Linked DNA regions of Homo sapiens: region 1 is linked to region 2. A link is a loop called in an ENCODE intact Hi-C map of the cell type or tissue named here. Cell type or tissue: IMR-90. All regions are shown on one strand. Each heading gives the region's core, and the rest is flanking DNA. Links, peaks and the distances in the headings are about the cores only.

What was found. Peaks named below come from ENCODE experiments on the same cell type or tissue, not always from the same donor. Only the 100,000 strongest peaks of a DNase experiment are listed, where the experiment ranks them.
Region 1: a loop joins it to region 2, with 2.3 times the contacts of the local background. A loop is called at or near these places in 7 of 110 quality-filtered maps.

Annotation. Positions count from the first base shown.
Region 1 is chr9:115,141,844-115,150,229 of GRCh38, reverse strand. It overlaps DELEC1 (deleted in esophageal cancer 1), which reads right to left. Exons shown (of 8, transcript NR_163556.2): 1 at 8,362-8,386. Among named protein-coding and RNA genes, the nearest start is that of DELEC1, 4.2 kb to the right of the region's middle. In IMR-90, for the core only: no CTCF peak of the experiment used is centred there; a DNase peak (open chromatin) is centred at 3,419; H3K27ac peaks cover 2,394 bases.
Region 2 is chr9:115,198,399-115,206,784 of GRCh38, reverse strand. All of the region lies in intron 1 of DELEC1 (deleted in esophageal cancer 1), which reads right to left. Among named protein-coding and RNA genes, the nearest start is that of DELEC1, 61 kb to the right of the region's middle. In IMR-90, for the core only: a CTCF peak has its summit at 3,156 (motif pointing left); DNase peaks (open chromatin) are centred at 1,414 and 3,374; H3K27ac peaks cover 3,211 bases.

The sequences.
Region 1 (8,386 bases), core at 152-8,151, 57 kb after region 2:
ATATATATCACTAGCATTCCACTTTTCTAAGCATCCATACATACGTATATGGATACACAGCCAGCAGTGAAATGCTGGCTGTCAACTTGGCCTTCTTTTCAGCCTAAATTGATTTGATTAAAGGAGAATGTAAGAGTCCCTCATATCCCCAGGTTTAGAAAAGAGTTCTTTACGTGAAACTGGCAGCTGGAAGGAGTTTAAACATTCCTCCAGCTTTAGAATTCCTGTAAGATTGAAAAAGCTATATCAAGTCAAAATATGTCATCATCAAATATTCAAGAGGAATAATTTCAATTGTGCAATTACTAAGAGAGCACGGTTTCTCTGCCTTCTTAAGGAAATATCTAGTAGGAAGACTTGAAAACAGATAAAGAGGAAGCAGTAAGTGAGACTGAAATAGAAATAAGGAGGTACAACAAGGGTCACATTAAAACCCACTTATCAGATGAGAGTGTGAGTTGTCTGGGACCTAGCAGCCCATGCCCATAGCCTGCCAGCTATCCAATACAGGCAGAGCATAGAGATTCAGAAGCTATTCAAGTCAAAGCCCAGGCCTGAATGAGGGCACGATGGCAAGCAAGGGTGGTGCTAGACAAAGAAGAATACCAAAAACCCAACCCACAAGAAGCCAAAAATTTAAGGGACAGAGAAGGAATAGACAGAGTGGTTCAAGCAGAGGAACAGTGCAAATAGATGTCAAAGGAGACTTGCGCTCCAGCCAGGACTAATTAACATTATCTAGTTCAGTGAAGAGGTCTGGTAAAAGAAGAAACAGAAAGATGGCCACTGGGTTCAGTAATATGAACACTGGGTTGACCTCAGTGGGAACAGACTCAGGAAAGGAGGGTGGAGGGAGAAGGCTAATGAAAATGAATTGACAAGTGACTATGAGAGGAGGACAGGCAGTGAGTATAGACTCTGCACAGATGAGCTTAACAGAGGCTGACACACAGTATGTGATCAAAAACATGGGAATAAAGAAGAAAGAAAGGGATAAAAGAAAAGCAGAGAAATGTATACTCCAGCGTAAGAAGAAAATGCCATGAGGGGCATGGCAGAAGGATGAAGAGGCTAAGGTTTCTATGGGACTCTTTTAGGTAAATTGATAGTTATGTATTATTCAAAGACATGTATCCACGAATTAAATTACAAGCCTGAAGAAAACAACAAAGAGAAAGGTCTCTTCTCCCTCTGGACAGATTATTTGCATCTTTGGCACATTTTCTATTCAGTCTAAATATTTATGGAGACAGTTTTACTTGGAGTTGCACCATCTCCATCAAGGGATGTTAGCAACATGACAAAGAAACAGAGAAAGAGATGATGAATGTAGGGTGTGTGATGGGGTGGGTGGGAGTGCTGGGGCCAGGAGAGCTCGCTGCATTTCCCAAAAAGATGCTTTGAGGGAATCTGGCCTTGTGGATAGGAACGCATTAATTGTAATCCATGGCAACATCTCAAGATGCATGATCAGAGTGATTCATTTGCTATTAGCTTTTTCTTTCTCTATGCATGATGCCATAGTATTGCCAGCAATGCTGACCAGGAGGGAAATTATTGACAAGACCTACTCACCTGTGACTTGCACAACATCTGCAATCTGGTCATTGTCTATGTCTGTATCTCCATCTCCTCCTGCAGTAACCTCAATAACTCTCCTCCATCCCTACTGGCTTTTGCTCTTTTTCTTTCTTTGTTTCTTTTTTTCTTTCTTTCTTTCTTTGTTTCTTTCTTTTTTTGATGGAGTCTCGCTCTGTCACCCAGGCTGGACTGGAGTGCAGTGGCGCTATCTCGGCTCACTGCAAGCTCTGCCTCCGGGGTTCACACCATTCTGCCACAGCCTCCCAAGTAGCTGGGACTACAGACGCCTGGCTTTTGCTCTTTTTCAAATACATCAAGCTGGTTCCTGACTTAAGACATTGGTCCTGGTTTTTACTCTGCCTGGGAAGCAGATATTTGCAAGGTTCTTCCCTGTCACTTGCTTTAGTTCTTTGATCAAAAGACTTCCCCTTGAAGAGGCCTTCCCTGGCCACCCTTGTAAAAATAAATCTTCAACCCAATATTAGTCTGTAGACCTTTGCCTTGTTATGGGCCTGTCACTGCTGCAAACTTGAGTAATATTTTGTTTAGTTACACTTGTTGCATTTCTCCCATGAAGGTGAGGAATATTTTTGCTTTCTTAGTGCTGCATCCCTTAATAACTGGAAGAGTATCTGACACAGAAGAGGTGTCTGCTAAATATTTGTTGTAGGAATGAAATAATGAGTCACTTTAATCAATTAATCCTCCAGGAAGACAGGAAGACTCCTCTAATTTCCCAGGTTGGGGTAGGTCTTCTCATATTCACTTCTATATCCCCCCAGCTATATATTACATATGATTGTGTAATAATGTATGAAAACAAGCTGTTCTCATATCTGACTCTCCAAACTGCTCCTAAGTTCCTGAAGCTCATGAACCAGGACTGATTTATCTTTGCATCTCCAGTGTCTCCCACAGCAGTATTGTTCACTGAAATGAAGGTGAAAGGCTTTATAGACCAAATGATAATAATCAATGAAAAAAGGAGCTGTGGGACAAAAAAGGACTCGAGACTTAGCAATGGCTTACCTTGAAGAAAGAGAGATGGTTCTGCCATACATTACATTATTTTTAACCAACTAGCAAAATACATTAAATATCCATGTGAAGTGACGGGCCTTGTCAGAATAAGCATCCTGAACTGAGAGTCAGGCACCATCTATTCTGGCCCTAGCCTTTGTGTGAGTCTGAGCAAGGCCCTTCCCTTCTCTGAGCCCATTCTCATCTGTACCATGAGAAGATTAGACCATGGGATGCCTAAAGGTCCTTCCAATCCTGTGTTCCAGGATTCTATATACCTAGGACAGTGAATGGTGCAATGGAGGAAAAAAAATGTGTACAGTGTGTAACCTTGCTCTCACAAAAGCCAACCATGCAGGATTTGGAGTCAGAAACACATGGGTCTAAACCCAGAGTCTGAAACTTAACAAACTTTGTGAACTCAGACAAATTTCTCAATCTACTTAAGCCTCCATGAAATGGAAATAGTAATTCCTAACTACACATTCAATAAATAACAACTTGCTCTGCACTTCTTTCCCATACATCTCATGGCTGGCTGTTTTAGCCATGTTGACTCGAGAACGAGAAGGTTCTTTTATTAACAACATCCTAGCAGTTTGGATAGCTCAAGCGCTGCTGCACCTCCAGCTGACTCCAACACTGGAGTAGACAGCCTCCCTCACAAGGCTAAAGTTTTCCAGTCACTCTCTTTTGGGGCCTCTGAGCAGACTCTATTTGTGTTACCCAGGAAGTTTCTTGAGCCATTTCTTTTGCTAGAATTCCACGGTAAACATTCTTACAGATGACTTACTGCCTGTCACAACATTCTACTGCTCTCTTTCCAGAAAGAATTCCTGCAGAATGAGGTCAGTCGCTTACTAACCGTGACTTCTATTTCTTTCACCCCTTTTGGTCTTGCCATTAAGATGCTGAGTGACTGACTCTGGCTACCTTAATGGGTCACTTCCAACAGCTGTGGGAGCAAAATGTTCCAACAGTTCAAGACAGAGCCCAGAGGATCCACAAGATGAAGAACAGACTCCAAATACAATCAGAGGGCCAATGGGGAAATTCCAAGTTTGTAGATCCAGTAACCATGGAGGGGAACTAAGAAGTTCTTAGATATGTTTCTAAAAGATTTGGAAATGTATAGAGTGCAAAGATGCTTGCCTTCTTATAAACATTCTTATTCATCAATGGCCCCGCGATGCAGGAATGTTGTTTCTTTTTTCTATGCTTCCAAAGTGCTGGAGGCCCTTAAAGGAATTGTGATAAGGACATTATAGAATATACAACTCCTACTGGAAAGGGCGGCAGCAGCTCCCTCTCCCCAGCTATGGGGGAGCACAAACCAGGGGCCTTCAGGTAAACACCTCTCACTATTTCCCTCAAGAGGAAAATGGGTGTCTCCTTTGACCTCAGAGTGAGTGCACAGGAATATGCTCCTTCTCATAATCTCATATTGCTGAATTATGAATACATTTGCTACATCACTTTATCTTTCATGTCATATAGCTCATGCTTGACACATAATGTTGCAGAAGTGATGGCTTTTAGTTTGAACTAAAGACTATTGGCCAACCCTGATTTAGGAAACCGTTCCTATTCCCATCTCTAGTAGATAATAATTTCTCTGTGGTTGCTTACTAAACTAACACTTCAAAAAGGCAACAGAGGAACTATATTGCAATCAATCTATCGTCTACTCAGTTATTCAACAGACCTTTACAGAGCCTCTAGGAGAAGCAAAGGCTCTTACACTGTACTACTTGAATTTCAACCCCAGCCACTAACCTCTCTGATTCTCAGCTTCCTAAATCATGAAATGGTAATAATAACAGAATCTATCTCCTAGGGTTGTTAGTAGGATTAAGAGTCATGTCAACTTTACTACATGTAATAAAGTGCCTGACATTGTCTGTGCTGTGATGTTCAGTGGGTTAGGTGTATTAAATGCATTTTTGACTTATGATAGGTTTAACTTATGATGGGTTTATTGGGATGTAATCCCACCATAAGTCGAGGAGCAGCTGTACTCAGTTCTCTAGTATGATAGAACATGGGATCCTTGAGGATGGAATTTTATGTGATTTACTATTATGTTCTTTGTGCCCAGCACAATTACCAACACAGGGTAAATACTTAATTAGTATTTTTCAAATGATGGCATGAATGAACAAACAATAAATATAGAGTAAAATGCTTGAGAGGAACTCCTTTATTTAAGGTGGTGTTTTTATTTCAGAGGGATGATTTTATTCACAAATATTGTGGGGACAAACTCTTTGGGGTTGATTTTGTCCGAAACAATCTATAGGGCTTTTTACATAAAGAATTTCCCCATGATTTTCAGTTACATGGATCCAGACTGGGGACACATGTTTGGTATTTTATAAATGGGAGGAAAAAAAAAAGAAAAATTCCAGAGAAGCATCAAGCTGAGCCCAAGTGATAAGAGAAATACCTAAAGAAGGAACAACATTGAAAGAAATTTTTTGAAAATATTCAAAGTATATAAATCATTCTGAAACCATGGTGTCCTGGTAAGAAACACAGAATAGAAAAAAAAATTATTTTCTTCTGTGCTAATATTTCATCATAACTGGCAGCTCAAAACCCTTGAGAGCCTGGAGTTTGAAGATCTTTGAGATGGGAGCTGGAAGGACTGATCTCAGAGCACTACCTTGGAGCCAGTTCTCGGGAAAACCACAGCACACTGTGTGGCTTTCTGGAACCCTTGTGGAGACCTCTCATTATAGTACAGTTTCAAGGAGGAGACAGGGCTCCCTCAGGGGGCTGACTGACAAGAGAAACAGTTAAAGGATAAAGTCATACTAGGCATGGCGCCAAAACCCAAGTAGTCCTTGGGGTCTATCAACCAGGCTGTCAGGAGCCTGCCACTCAGTCATTCCTGCAGCACCCTTCATGCCTATGACTTTACTTAGGCAACTGAGACCCCAGTCTCTGCCTAACACTATGTGACATGATGGGTAGCAAGAGATGTAAATCTGAATGCTGGTTCCGTCACTATGCGTGGCTTACCTTAGCTGAACTTCAAAATTCTTGTCTGGGAATTTAAAAAGAAAGAAGGGAAAAAAAGGAGAAAGGAAGGAAAGAAAGGAGAAAAGAAAAAAGAGGAGAGAGGGAGGGAGAAACAAAGAAAAAGAAAGAAAAGAAATAAGGGTAAGTGAAGGGAAAGGGGGAAGGGGGTAGAGGAAAGGGAAGGGAAGAGAAGGGGAGGGAAGGGGAGGAAAAGGAGAAGGGGAGGGGAGGGGAGAAGGGAGGGGAAAAGGGAAGGGAAAGGAGAAGGGGAGGGGAGTGGAGGGGAGAAGGGAAGGGAAGGGGAGAAGGGAAGGGGAGGGGAGGAGAGGAGAGGAGAGAGGAGAAGGTGGAAGGGAAGGGAAGGGAAGGGGGAAGGGAGAGGAAGGGAAGGGAAGGGAAGAGAAGAGAGGGGAAGGGTAGAAAAGGGAAGGGGAGGGGAGGGGAGGGAAGGGAAAGGGAGGGAAAGGGAGGGAAGGAGAGGGAAAGGGAGGGGAGGGGAGGGGAGGGTGAGAAGGAGAAAGAGGGAAGAGAAGAGAAGAGAAGGGGGACAGGAAGGGAAGAGAAGGGAAGGGGGAAGGGAAGGACAAAGGGAATGAAAGGGGAGGGAAAGAGGAAGGGAAGGGGAGAGAAGGGGGAAGGGAAGGGAAGGGCAAGACAATAAAAGAGGAAAGAAAGGAAATTATTATAATGATTAAGTGGAATCATAAATTTAAAGCATGGTTCCTAGCACACAGCATAACTTTGTTAAATATTAGTGCCCTTGCCTACATTCACTCATTGTCCGCATAAGGGTCTTTCAGAATCCCCTTGTTACTTAGCTCAAAATCGGTGCTACATGCATATAAATTCACCCTACTGCTTGTCCCCAGATGAATAAGATTTAATTAACACTTAACATTTTGGTACTTGCTCACTTTGGTGGGAGTATGGAGGAGTTTCTCTTCCTGTTGAACACACCATGCTCACCTGGAAATGTCCTTGATGACAACTTCCCTCATTGATTGCAAAATATTTTAATACTTTTGAGCTTAAGCTTAGATAAACTGGAATCCCAGTGTTCTAAAAGATAGGTTTGGGATCAGTCAGGTCTAAATGAAATCTCAGTTTTACCAATTACCAGTTGTGTGGTTCTGGAAGCATTACTTAATCTCTGAGACCCAATTTCGTTAGCTATAAATAAAGATAATATATATACCCCACAGAGTTAAAATATTAAATATCATCATGTACATTAAATTGTCCAACACAGGTGCTCATGAAATTCATTCATCCATTCAATAAATAGGTATCAAGCACCTCCAATGTATAAGGAGGTATTCTAGGAACTGATGATGCAGTTTTAAACTAAACAATATTTCTGCCTTCGTGGAGCCATTTCTTTCAGTTAAAAAAATGCTATGAAGCAAAAGAATGCAGAATAATAGGATGGACAGCAATAGTAATGGTGTTGCTAGAAATAAACACTAGATCCTTTTTCCCTGTGTTCACACAGTTCTCCTCTTTTTGAATCCCAAACTCTCCTGCCCACTGACCACAGGTCTCCAGGGAGGATGAATAAAGGGTTAGATTCTGTTGAATTGAGTCATCTGACATCATTTAAATAAAGTTGTGGACACCAATAGAAGAGTACATGGTCATCAACAGGACGGATAGAGTTGGGTGTCGCTTTGGAGACCCTTGGAGATGCACAGCTATGCTCGGTCTCCAGGCTTGTCATAGTTGAAACTACAGAGGCGATTCTTGGAGAAGGACATTTCCCCCCAAAGAGGCAGTCCTCAATAATGCCATCTTTGTTGCAGCAGAACATCGGCAACCTTGTTCTGAGCTGAGTCCAAGTTGAGGGGAAAGAGGGGAACAGCCAGCTGTGAAAAGATCAATTTGTTTCCAATCCATTCTTTCTTATGGTTAGAGAGGCTGGCTCCCCACACTGGCTGGGTCTGTCAGGGACAGATGCCAAGTAGGGCACAGACTGAAGAAACACCCCCTGTTCCCACTGAAGCAGGAGCATTCAGCCTCTGCTCTGAGTAAGCCTCAGAGTCTATGGCATTAGCCATCCCCTAGTTAGGTTGCTTTGGGGAGACACAAGTTGGGGCAGATGAGAGGGACGCCCCAAGTCTAATTCAAAACTACAATTATTCAAACCCTCCATTTATTTATGTTTGTAAATACCCAGTGTTGGCAGGTTGTGGGAAAGCAGGGGTTACCATATACCATAGCTGAGAGTGTAAATTGGTATAACCTCTTAAGAAAACCATTTGGCAGAATCTATGGAAATTGAAAGTGCATAGACCCTATGTTACAGACAGTCTACTTCTAGGAATTTATCCTTCAGATAAATTCTCAGAAGTGCACCCAGATGAATGCACAAGGAGGATGTTTATTACAGCATTGTTTGTCACAGAAAAAGTCCAGAATCAACTGAACATTATGTTGTAGAGTAAAAGAATGAGCCACACATAGAAAGAGGTCTGAGAGAAAAAGGAGGAAGGAATATTCAGTTTGGTATGCATGGTAAAAATCTATTTATTATACATAAAGTTAACCCCTGCATCAACATGTATGTTTTACATCCTGTTGGATCTCTGCTAATACCTCTGTCTGTTCCTACCCCTATCCCAAGATTCAATAATACAAGGCAAGAAGACTCCTGTACGGCCCTGTGGATGTGCAAGATGCTAAGAATGAGTGGATATTACAGATAGATGTAAAAGTAGGAACCTTGCCAGCCTCTATTACCTTTCCTCAGTAGATCTGTCTTCCT
Region 2 (8,386 bases), core at 83-8,082:
ATTCGGAATATGCTTGGCCACCAGCCAGGGAATATGGAGAACCTCTAGAAGCTGAGAAAGGTACGGCTTCCCCAAAACCAGAGGAATGCAATCTGCCTACCATGTTACACATCTGATCTCCAGAACTGTGAGTCTGTGTTGTTTCAGACCACTAAGTTTCATGTTGTGCGGCAGCAATAGAAAATGAATGCACTCTCCTGTCCAAAGCCCCTCTTTTTTCTTGCCCAAAATCCAGCTTCTTAATCATTAAGTCACTCTTCACAATGGAGCCTCCCAACTTTCCAGCCTTATTTCTTGACCTCCAACCCCAAAATTAATATCAATAGCTAATATTTATTTTGTACTTAACTATATGCCAAACACTAAACCAAAATGTGTATATATATATAAAACATATATATTACATATATTTGTTAACTCATTAAATTCTGACAATAACATACAAGATAGGAATTATTATTGTCCTCCTTCTTACAGATGAGGAAACTTGAAAAAGGTACACAACTTACTTAAGGTCCAGAATTAATAGTAGTAAGGGAAAGATGTAAATTCATACCAGTTTGATTTCAGCATCTCTGTTATTAAACAGTATGTTATATCTCAACCTTGGAGTTTTCAGACAACATCCCTACTCTTTCGTATTCCTAGAAACACTGTAGAGAAGAATGAAGCCATGATATAGAATCAAGAGAAACTGAGTAAAATAGAGGAGTAGGGACTCTGAAGAAGAGGGGCTTTAGGAATATTAGAAGCAAAGTGAGATGGCTCAAAGCTGATGAGGACTGGGTGAGCCAACATTAGACATATGCTGGATTATTTCCTTTATAGGGCCCTGGACATACTTGTTGGGCCAGGAGAAAAATATTAAAGGGGAGGTATGGAGGTAGACATAGCCAGCTGAGCACGCTTAGTGCCCAAGAATAAATTTTTCTATCATCAAGTCCATTCTTCTGCCTCCATTTTTTAGGGATACTCAGTAAGACTGGTGTGACTTTCCCCATGTTACTTGAAAATGAACAGCTTAAGGAAGAGGGAAAAGTAAACCAAGAGCCAGAGGATGCCATATGGTGTGGTGATGATCAGGACTAACTCACAAACCAGACAACCTGGGATTAGTACCAGAGCTGAGTTTTTCATTCCCATTTTTCTTGGTTCTAAAACTCATGTTCTTATCCTAATTCCATGAATATTTAACAGACAAAACATGTTAACTCAGCTAACCAGAATGAAATGGATAGAAACTTCCTCTTACCTATCTTAGCTCTATAGAAAATCAGAATAAAAAATCTGATCTGGCTATTTGAGGACACAAGAATGATGAGCAGAGTTTTAAGTCTGTGAAGGATACAGTCCAAACCAGGTTCATATCGTGGTTCACTCTGCATATCTAAACAAGTTTACCCAACCTTGGGTATGACTCATTTGCTGAAGGAGACATATATCTACCTCTGACTCAATAGAAAAGAAGTAACTCTAAGACAGTAATTTCCTTAATTGGGCAAAGCCTAGGTCATTTGAAAGGGAAAGCATTCCCCAGCCTCATGGTTATCACCAGCCTCAGTCTCATATCTTCAGTGTCTTCCCTATATCTTTGTCCATCTTCCACAGAGTTATTAAAGTGATCTCTTTAATATGAAAATACTTACTGATAACTTGCCTCAATATCCATCCTTCAGTTCTAGCAGAAAACCACAAAGCCTGATTTTTTATATGGGCTCTTGACCATCCAGAGCAAAGACTGTATTTCCCAACCTTTAATGCAGCTGAGTGTAGACATGTAACTAAGTTCTGATGTATAAGATAAAAGCAGAAGTGTCTTGTGCAAGCTTCTGAGGACCTTCCTTAAAAGAACACTGGTACCTCTGTGTAACTCTCTTCTTATTTACCATTGTTTCCACCTTGTTGCCCTGATTATAGGTTTAGAATGTGAGTCTGAAGGTCACATACGGGGATGGTTGAAAAAATATTGAATTCCTAAACAGCCATCATATTAATCCTCGACTATGTAACGCCAGACTTTTAGATGAAAAACAAACTCCTACTGTTTTTAGGCCAGTATTAATTTAGAGTTTCACATTACTAACAATCAAATCCAATCCTAAACAATACGTCCATCATGCGTTTTTTGTTTAAAACCAATCCATGGTTTCCAATTGCCCTCAGAGAACAATTCTAACTCCCTTAGTAAAACCTATAAGGTCCTTGTAACCTGTATATTTAATATCATCTTTTTAGCTTCCCTGCTTATATTTTAACAAATTAACAATACCTAATGACCTGTATTTCCCTAAGTATTCCACAATTCCATAATTTGTTCTGTTTTCACTTCTCTAAACAGACTGTCAACTTCTGCTTTGAATTCCATCCTCACCTATTTGATAGAAAAGTGTCACCTCTTCTGACAAACCATCTCTTACCCTTTAGACAAACTGATGCACTCCTTTTACTCTATTCCAATTATACCTGATCAATCATCCATTTAACAATTGCTTCAACATAAATGAGGGGTTTGTTTGTATTTCCAACTCCACCACTACACTGTTTTCTTAATAGAATAATGTCATGCTCAACTTTGAAACCACATATACTGCCAGACACATAATAAATGCTCAATAAATTCTTTTAAGTGAATAAATAATATTAATCATGCAGCCATCTTATATTGTCAATCAGATGCCTCAGTATAACTTCGTTGATTCTTTAAACTATGTCTTTGGAACTTGTCTTGATGTGAATTCAGGCTGTGCCATCTAAAAGCTGTGTCCTTAGGCAACCCTCTTTCCATTTCTGAGTATCAGCTTCTTCTTCTTTAAAATAGAAGACCTACTTCATGGTACGTTAGGGCTATTAATGCAATTAAGTACATAGAACATCTAGGCTAACCTAATATTAACCCACAATCAATGGCATCATCATTTTTATCCTTTAGGAAAGTTCACATGGCTTAGAAAAGTCAATCCAAAACTGCCAGGATTTAAAACATAAGAGATGCAAGGACTCCACATGAAGAAGCTCAAGGGAAAGCCAGTGTCATAGGCAGCCTTACATAATGGAATGAGTACTGGCCTGGGCATTCTGATCTGTGATTAAACCCTGAGGGAATCACTAGAGTGCTATGAGATCATGAGGAAGTCACTTCTACCCCCAAACCTTAGTGCCCCCATGTGTACAGGGTTGAAAGTGTCCAGATGATATTGAACCAGTATCTATCCTAACTCTGAGCTGCACTTCCTTTGGCCCCGCTTCACCACTTTCATCTCATTAAACCACACAAATTTTGCCCTTAGATGGACTGCTCTGACCAAACTCCCCACAGCCTCTACTCACCCACTGTCCTATGGGAAGCAGGGTGAGTTCATTGCACCTTCAGATTTTAGCCTGATGATGCATGTTTGTGTAGAGTTGGTGATTGGTTTCATATGGCCAAAGGATCCGGCAGCTGGGGACATCTGTTTACACTTAGCACACAGACAAATTTTCCACAGTCAGGAGTCAGTGTGCTCCTGACCTGACTGTGGAAAGCAGGGCTCAGTCCCTCTGGGCTGTGTAAGTGGGAGCTTTAGACTTGTGCCCTGGACTCACATGTCAGGAAGAATAACCTAGATATGAAACATTTGAAGTAAGAAGCAGATCTCTGGTGTCTCTATGGATACAGATAAATTGCCTATGGAAATGGGGCACAGTTGGACAGGAAGCAACATATTACACTGATGAGGATGATTAAGGAAGATCCTAAAGGATGCTTTGTTCCCAGAAGGAAGTCCATGCTGCAGGAACATTGACCCACATAGAAAAGGATGACTGTCTCAGAAATAGCTTCAGAGTATGGCTTATGCTAATAATGGAAAGAAACTACTCATTCTGCATAATACTGCCCTATAGACCCATATTTTTGCTTCACTCCAGTAGACAACATGCATAGGTGAAGGAGCACTGGTCTTGAAATTATTGGACCCAGGTCCCACTGCCAAGTCTTTCATTCACCCTGTGTGTCCTTGGACAATTCCTGCTGCTTCTCTGAGCAACAGCTACCTTGTCCCAAAAAGAATGTCACATGGGATCATATTAGATTCTCCATGCAAATGTTTTGTCTAAAATGAAATAGTCTCCAGATGTCAGGAGCTGTTGTTACTATCCAAGGAATATCTCAAGATCATAAAGATAAAGTGAATGTATTTAATTTTTCTAACCAGAATAGAAATTATTTTGCAGATCCTCTAAGAGATGGCTGTCCATTTTCTACATCAGCATCTCATCTTCAGGGGTAGGTGGCCACAGCCTTACAGAAAAGTTAGTTCTGTTCTCCCTGGTGGTCGTAAATTCCTGTCAAAGTTCTCCTCTTTCCCTCATGGGAGAGCTGCCAGTCTGCTTTCTCTTCTCTGGAGCCAGGAGAACAAATGTGCTTCCTCTTTCACAGGAAGTACCTGCTGATATGTGGAAACTGCAATAGGAGAGAAAAGGCATAGACTTTGTCTGCCTTTAGTCCTAGGATCACATCCTGCTTTTCTACTCTGCATCTGTGTGACCCTGAGATTGTTGAGTAAACACAGTTAACCTCAGTGTTCCCAACTGTAAAGGGGGATAATAAAACAGACACAGTGTGGGGATGGTAAGGATTTAGTGAAATGAGGCATAAAGAGCCTGCGACCATGCCTAGCTAAGAGCAGATCTTCAGTAGATGATAACTACTAAGACATTGCTCTATTGTCTTTACTGACTTACTTTTGTGGTTATTACTGACATTCCTTATATTTAACAACATGGTTCGGTAAATGTTCAAATGGGCCCAAACACAGCTTGGTTTGGATCATTAGCAAACCAATACCTTGAACATTTACTAAGCTTCTTCTCTGTCTCAGGCACTACACCAGGCACCGCTGGGGATTCAAAACAGAAGTGTTCCCTTCATGAATGAGAAACAGTGTCATGCAATGGCCATGTTTCCAAAGTAATTGATATATAATAAAAATTTTCACATAGCTTGGAAATATAATGGAGACCTTTTCATGATTGAAGAGTTTTTTTTCCTTTTCTTTCAAAATTATCTGCAAGGTTTCATGTTGAGGTCATTCATTGGACCTACAAAAGGTCCATGAAAGGGATGCTTACACCTTAAGGACCAACATACAAAGAATTAAGTGGCTTCTCACACTCCAGATCATTTACTCTTGGCCTCACTCTTGTGCCATAATTATTGCAAAAAATTGCCATAGAATTCTACTCACCCCATAGGAGCCCAATGGAACTTCCATCATCTTAGTGAGACACCTTCAATTTAAATTACATACATGGTTCCTCAGAGCTACTAGCATCAAATCCAAGTTCATTATAGTGTCCCCCAGGCCTCTCATAACTCTATCCCAAATACTCTGAGTCTCTCACTCTTGGCCATTCTTTCCTTTTCTATACCTACCCCACTGCCTGACCAAACATGTAGTCTGGACTCCAGTCGTGCCAATTTACTGCAATTCCCTGAGTGAATCTTGCTCTTCCACCCCTTTGTGCCTCTGCCCAGGCTTGTACAATTCCCTCTTCCTGGAAAACCTCTTTCTTCCTTCTGTGCCTGCACAACCTCCACACATTCTTCTCTAGGATGAACATAATCATCAGCGTTTCTGAGAAACTGTTACCAGGTGCTCTAATCCAATTTGGGATCATTACCCCCAATCCCAAAACATCTAACCCTTGCCACCATCCTACACTTACCCTACTTTAAAAAACATAATTCTCTATTTCCTCATCTGTGGCTGTGCTGTGAGCTTTTTGGGAACAGAGGGCATGCCTGATTCATCTTTGTGACATTCACAGAGCTCCATAAAAGCCTCTTGGATGCATGGACAGAAGCCTGGATAGACAGATGCATGAGTAGGTTCCAGACCCATAAGCCAAGGACACGACATCTCTCTTCTTGGAATAATAATTGCATAAGACCCAATAAATCACCTAGTACTCTTTGAAATATCTTGGCCCTAGTCATCAGGAAGCCCAAAATGGTTGGAGTTAGCCTGTGAATTGCCCAATTCACTTTATACTCATTAAAACAGAAACAATCAATGATACCTTTTAATTTTTATTCATGTCTAGACATTCCAAAAACTCAACATGACAAGGGGTTCTTTTCCACTTACCTTATGCTACAATAGCTAATCCTAGCCATATTCAAAATTCTGCTCTATGTTAATTCTTTTCAAGCAACTAAAATTCTGTTAGGGAAAAAAGAAAAAAGAAGGAATATAATGCACAGAGAGAGGAATATGGCTTAATCTTCAGTCTTTTATGGGAATATAATGCAGTTTCTCAGACCCAAAGGTAACTAAACTCCAACATTCAGTCTTCCCATGACTTTTTATTGGCTGTTGCTGAACTCATCAATTTTTCCTCAATCTTTTGTGGGGGTCAGATCTTAACCATGCCTAAATACTTTTCTGTTGAAAATGTCATAATTATTTCTCCAGGTATAACTGATTTTTGGTGTGTAGACACCAAAGACTCATGTCTCAAACACACACAAACTTCTGTCTGGTTGGGTTCTCTATTTTTATGAACACCGCCTCCATGGCTCTCTAAACCCCACAAAACTTTATTAACCTGAAGCCTCCAAATCCTCTTTGTTTATACAACTTAGGCTGACCTTTTCTTGCTCTTTCTGGTCTGGGAAAGGATTTGATCAACACACACACACACACCCCACACACACACCTCAAGATAGTCATGGCATGTTTCACGCTACCCAATAAAGACAATCATGTTTTCCTGTATTTAGAAAATGCTAATTACAAAGCTATCTTAGCTGCAGACACAGAGCGCATGTCTGCCTCCACACTTGATTCCTGCCTCCACTCAAAGATATTCTCTGTTTAAAGCATCTTATCCACAAAAGCACCCTTTTACTCTACATCCCTTTTCCCTATTTTAGTTTGCTTTACATCCCTTTTCCCTATTTTAGTTTGCTTTATTGCACTTATTAAAAATCCATGAGAGTAGGAACTCTGGCAATTGTGTTTATTGTCACATCTCCTCAGCCTACAATTCCTGGCACATAGTAGCTGATAGATAATAGAGAGATAGAAAGATAGACAGATGATAGATAGATAGATAGATAGATAGATAGATAGATAGATAGATAGATAATACACAGATGTAGAAACTGAGATACAGGAAATACACATAAGACAGAGAGATACACTTAGAGATAGAGATAAATTCTTATCCGGCTTAGCTGTGCTTCAGTTCTTTTCTGTTTGTTTTGTTTTGTTTTGAGATAGAGTTCTGCTCTTGTCACCCAGGCTGGAGTGTAGTGGCGCGATCTCGGCTCACTGCAACCTCTACCTCCTGGGTTCAAGCAATTCTCCTGCCTCAGCCTCCCAAGTAACTGGGATTACAGACACCTGCCACCACTCCCGGTTAGCAGTGTGGCCTTGGAAACGAGACTTAATGCCTTTCAATGTCTCTGTTTTCTCATCTCAATTCCCCACAGCAACCCACATGGCTTTACATAACCTAGCCCCTGCTAACCTCATCAACCTCCCTCCTGTCCCTCTCCCCACCATCACCAGTCACTTTGCCCACCTCGGAGCTTGCCCTGGAACAATCTTCACATCTTCACATCTCTTTGTACCTGGAAACCCATCATCTAGAAAGAGAGCCCTTCCCTTCATATCCTGACCAAAGATCTCCACTCCCCTGAGATTGGTCTTTCGCATCACTTTGTTTTAATTTCTTATACTATAATAGCTATATCTGTTGAATATCTGTTGAATTAACAAATGTATATGAAGATGATAATAATTAATTAGAGTTGCTAAAAAGATTAAACAAAATCTTTTCAGAATTAGGGGAGCTACAAAGGTAGCATCCATTAAAAATAAATTTCTCTGCAGTGTGGCTATAATATGGTAAATGATGTACTTAAAAATGCTAACTGTTATAAATATATTATTTGTGTTGTTATCATTTGTCCATTAATGTCTCTGGTTATATTTAGCTACTTAGCACAAATAATTATCCATATTTAAAATGGAAAATATTACATTAAAATTGGAAGTCTCAAGATTTTACTATTTTGGATAAGGGAGTTTGATTGCTGTTGATAAAAGCCATTTCTCTTGATGCAGACTATATAGTTTATGAGTTGAGTAATATCCTTCTTTTAGAATTTGACCTGAATTAAATGACTTAACCCTTTACTCTGATCTATAATAAAATAAGTAATAAAATAAGGTTGCATCAGCCAAAATGTCATAGTCTGAACTAATTCGTCTATTTCAAATTGGCGGAAAAATATTACAAGGAATAAATAGACTCACCCCCACACCTTCCCTTTAAACCTTCCACTTATTAAGCATCATACCAGACAACAAAGAAGAATATCAAAAGTGGAAGCCCT